Linked DNA regions of Mus musculus: region 2 is linked to region 1. Evidence: chromatin loops called from intact Hi-C (ENCODE). Cell type or tissue: heart. All regions are shown on one strand.

The links. A loop is a pair of places that touch in the nucleus more often than their neighbours do. Peaks named below come from ENCODE experiments on the same cell type or tissue, not always from the same donor. Only the 100,000 strongest peaks of a DNase experiment are listed, where the experiment ranks them.
Region 2: a loop joins it to region 1, with 2.6 times the contacts of the local background. A loop is called at or near these places in 2 of 42 quality-filtered maps.

Annotation. Positions count from the first base shown.
Region 1 is chr12:73,020,001-73,022,500 of GRCm38, forward strand. No RefSeq gene overlaps it. Among named protein-coding and RNA genes, the nearest start is that of Gm51264, 25 kb to the right of the region's middle. In heart, a CTCF peak has its summit at 1,119 (motif pointing right); no DNase peak of the experiment used is centred here.
Region 2 is chr12:73,408,679-73,411,178 of GRCm38, forward strand. D830013O20Rik (RIKEN cDNA D830013O20 gene) reads right to left here and starts at 885. Exons shown (of 4, transcript NR_046013.1): 1 at 725-885. In heart, a CTCF peak has its summit at 217; DNase peaks (open chromatin) are centred at 113 and 943; H3K27ac peaks cover 315 bases.

The DNA of each region.
Region 1 (2,500 bases):
TTAATTTCTGCAAAAGTGACCAGGAATGACCCATGGGGAAGATAGGCGTTGCCCAGCATGTACAAGGAAGACCCTTTGCTTGCTCCCAAGGACCAAAGAGACTGTCACAGGGAGAAACAGCTGCAGTGGATATGCCTGTAATTCCAGTACTCAGGAGGCTGAGAACAGAGAACGCACTTAGAGCTCAAAGCTAGCCTGAGCTACATAGCAAGACCTTGTCAAAGGAGGGAAGGAAGGAAGGAAGGAAGGAAGGAAGGAAGGAAGGAAGGAAGGAAGGAAGGAAGGAAGGGGAAAGCTAAATCATGAAGTTTTTTTTTTGTTGTTTTGTTTTGTTTTGTTAGGTTTTGAGACAGAGTTTCTCTGTGTAGCCTTGACTATCCTGGAACTCGATCTGTAGACCAGGCTGGCCTAAAACTCAGAGAGACTCCTCCCCTCCCCCGCCCCACCCCCGCTGCAACCCACCCCCGAATGCTAGGATTAAAGGCAGGCTCATGAAGCTCTTAATAGACCAAAGCATATACCAATTTCCCTTACAGTCATTTCTTCCTACTTGCCTTCTATGGAAAGTTTGAGTTGACTGATGACCCTTGACTTCTGTGTCTGCTGAATTACCCATAGGCCACAGGCAATGTTATCTCTCCAGGGCTCCTGGTAAAATGGAACACTCCTTCCTGCAGCCCCAGCTGGGACTATGACTCCAAGCCCAAGATTCTATGAGAAGATTACACACTGGGCATTGAAGCCAACACATGGTCACATAAAAGGGACCTCTAATTTTCTACCCTTCTGTAAAATATATATGCAGGCTCCCTATGGTAAGAAGCCACCCACCAATTAACTGCCTTCGTCACTAATGTATAAAACTCGGTGAGCTCATAAGATAAATACAGGACAATTTACTAGATCCTTGGCACTGGTGCGATTATAAACAAATGCTCAGTGGAATATTTTTTGCATTTGAGTTTGTTTCCTGAGTATGTTTTTGTTATAAATTTGCACACTTACCCAAAGACCGAATTACTAGCTAGGATTTACAGCTATCCTTGCGACCTGTTACTTGGGCACTTTCCCATTAAAAAGTGCAAGTTGATTCCCTGGAGATGCAGTAAAGATTCTGTGTATCCAGCAGGGGGCACTCACAGGCAAGATACGGATAGCTTTAACTGGTCACAAACTGATTCATTAAAGCCCGGTGAATAGTCTATAGATGTCTTCTTTGTTGGAGGTAAAAAGTGAACTTTATTCTTAGTGTCCTCAATGGGGTTTTGATATTGGATATGAGTGAGACATTTTTCCCTTAATGTAATCTAAAAATGGAGAGATTCCATACTGACAATATGTGAGCAATGGCAATCTGTCTGACTTAGAGCTCAGTCTGTTCTCTTTCCCAACTGAGCAATGTTAGGAATGGGATTAAGAGCTCACACACAAAACAAAACAAAACAAAACAAAACAAAACAAAACAAAACAACACCTCACAGGTGAAAACTGGGGATAAATGCCCCAGAAGTCTCACCTACAGTGTCTAGTGTAAGCAGGGCCTTAGATCCCATTCCCAGCTGCAAAAGCAAACCAGATAGCCTCCTGCTGGGAATGGAGAGGTGGTTCAGTGGTTAAGATCATCTGCTGCTCTTGCAGAGGGCCCAGGTTTAGTTCCTAGGACCCACGAGGTGGCTTACAACTCCCCGTAACTCCAGTTCTGAGACATCTGATGCCCTCTTCTGACCCTTTTGGGCAACAGGTACGAATGTGGCACATACATGCAGACAAAACATCCATACACATACAATTTTTTTTAATTAAAAAAAAAATGCCTCGGGACTGGAGAGATGGCTCAGCAGTTAAGAGCACTGACCGATTTTCCAGAGGTCCTGAGTTCAAATCCCAGCAGCCACATGGTGGCTCACAGCTATCTGTAAGGGGATACGATGCCCTCTTCTGAGTGTCTGAAGAGAGCGACAGCAGACTCACAGATATTTAATTAATTAATTAATCTTTTAAAAAGCCTCATGTGTTAATTTGAACATTTGAAAGCAAGCCAAAACTATTTTGGATAAGAATAAATTGAGCATAGAAAAAAAATCAAAGCGGCTTTCCTTTGTGACGTTTTCTTTCTTTCTCTTTTCTTTTCCTTTTTTTTTTTTTGACGGGGGGGGGTGGTTGGTGGGGGAAAGGGGGGTGAGCAGGCTCTCCCCAGGGAGTCCAGGCAAACATGGAGTGGAAATCTTCCTGCTTTGGTCACCTGAGACCTGGGATTACAGGATGGAGCCCAACACCGCACTAAGGCTGTCGTAATACACAATAGTAACCACGGTTTTAATTAATAGTTCATAAAAGCCCACATGTGTTTTATAAAATTGGTGACAATCTCATCACAGATATGCTGTACTTACAATTTATTTACCCTTGTGTCAAATTTCTAAGTATTATTAATAATCCATGCTCCTTGAACAAGCAAAATCAATCAGTCTATTATTTTAGTAAAGTACATGGAAATCTA
Region 2 (2,500 bases), 390 kb after region 1:
GACCTGGCCAAGGACATTCCAGCTGTGCCAGGCCACTGGGCAGAGATCCCAGAGAGAGCAATCTATCACTGTTCATCACCCCCTCACACCTCAGGGAGCGTGGGCCTGTGGCCACGAGCTGGCAGACAACAGCCCCTAGCCCTTGCGACAGTGTGTATCCCCACTGCCAGAAAAGCAACCAAGGTTTTAGCACTGCGCCATTGGGTAGAGCCCTGGAGACTCTCAATACTCAGGTTCACCATTGGGTGGCTCTACCGGGGTCACCAGCAGAAGAGATGTCTCCCTCCCAGAGATTCATGAAGCCAGAGTGACAAGGTCGTTTTTTACCCTTCTCCCGGTTCATCTTCCCGCCCCTTCATAGAACATATGGGACCCTTCGTGCTGTGTGCACCCTGGCTTGAGGTGGCAAAGGTGAGGAGGCTCCACTTACCCTCTCCCCCTGCACCTGTTGTCAGTGATGATGGCTTTTGACTGTGGCATCTTCAGCAATTTCTGTATAGCCTGCACCATAGGCTAGGCATAGGATTCTCACCTGGATCATGTTCTCCCGCTAGAACAGGACTAGGTCATAGCAATAAAGTCAAGCCTTTCTCATCTGACCCACCATCTACTCTTCTTCCTTCTTTCCTTCCTTCTTTCCTCCCTCCCTCCCTCCCTCCCTCCCTCCCTTCCTTTCTTTCTTCTTTTCTTCCTTCATTTCCTCTTTCCTTTCCGTAAATCTTACCTTGATGTCTTGGCAAGAGACTCCAGGAGGTTGGAGTTTCTCTCCACAGGAGTAGATCAATCACAATCCACCAAGACCCTGAACCCATTGCTTTCTGAATCAGGAATTCAAAAGAGAAACAAGCCAACGCTCTTGTGCCCCCATGTTGTCCTTGTGCAACATCAGGGCAGTGATGTCCTCTGGCATGAGAATGGCAGGAACACAGCCAAGATGGAGCAGGAGAGAGGCTGGGAAGTGCCACACAATCTAGCTAGCTGCAGTAGCCAACATTCCTTGGCAACGACACTCTCACTCAAAGCCCTGGGAAGCACTGGGACACAGGTGTAGTCTAGCATCTATAGAGAGCACACCGGAAAACACCATGACATCCCCCTTGTGAGTTCAGTCCCCCTCCCATCTCGCCATATGCTGGTGACAAGGAGGAAGAGTGGGCAGTGTCACACACCCACCATGCTGCCCAGAGGGCAATGATGTAAGCCACAATGCTTAGGTTTCAGCTCCAAATGTGGCAGCCAGCAGCAGGAGGTGCTGGCAAACCCTTGGCTGCCAGGCATGCTTCTCAGAGCATCCAGGCTGCTGCATGGAGTTGCTGTTGCCCTGGACTCTGCAGCCCCCCAGAGCCTTAGGCTAGGTGGCTGGGGACTTTTGAGGGTTAGAGATGGGTCTGCAGTGTTTGTGGGAGCAGTCTCTGCTGTCCTTTCCAAGGGACAGAATGTTGCAAGGAGTCTATGTCACCACTTTTGAGCATCTATGCCCTCAAGCACTAGACTAAGTCCTTTACATGATTCATTGACACCTCTCAAAACCCCGCTAGGAATATACTGTTATTGGACTTTTGAGGATGAAAGTCCCAAGCCGTAGGCAGGCCGCGTCATGGCTGGTACAGCTGAGAACTAGCCAAGGTTCTTGTGCTTAGGAAGTAAACGATGCTCCAGCCTCCACAGATTCAGAGCACTAGCAGAGCAATCAAAATACTGAACAGGCAGAGTGTGACGGCTCACACCCTTTAATCCCATCCCTCAACAGGCAACCGAGGAAGACTGCTGTGAGCGCAAGGGCAACCTGGGCTGCATGAAGAGACCTCTCAAAACAAACAAACAAACAAACAAACAGCATTCTAAACATAGGTTAGATGTAGGTTGCTTGAATAAAGCAAGTAGCATTCCAGAATATGAGTGGGTACAAGGTAGAAATACCACAATAAATACATGTTTCAATGCAGCATGAAGGCTCACTAGATCTGGTCACTTGTCATGAAGAGAAAGGCACCTACCTGGCCACAGCTATCAGTTCTTGAGCTAAAGCCTGTGGAGTCACAGGTTAACCAGGCTGTAAGTCACTTTTTGATGTCTGTCCAGTTGGGGACATTCTGCTGTGGCATTGAGAGATGAAGTATTGGACTAGAAAGATGGCTGACTTGGGCAAAGGTGCTTGAGGCTAAGCCTGACAACCAGAATTGATCTGTGGGATCCCCTCGGTGGAAAAAAAAAAAAACCTGACTCATGAAAGTTCTCCTCTGACCTCCACATATGCACCATGGCGTTTGTACACATGTACACACACACACACACACACACACACACACACACACGTAAATCAAAGAAGTAAAATATTAAAAACAATAGACAGCGTTTCTCATGACATTAGATTTTTCAAGCAACTGGAACACATTAGGTGACGACTTGGCAACCTTTTTCCAGAAAGGGCTGGCTGGGAACCAAGAGAAGCTTTGCTGGTCACGTGACCTCTGCTGCAGCTTCTCCACTCTGTCATTAT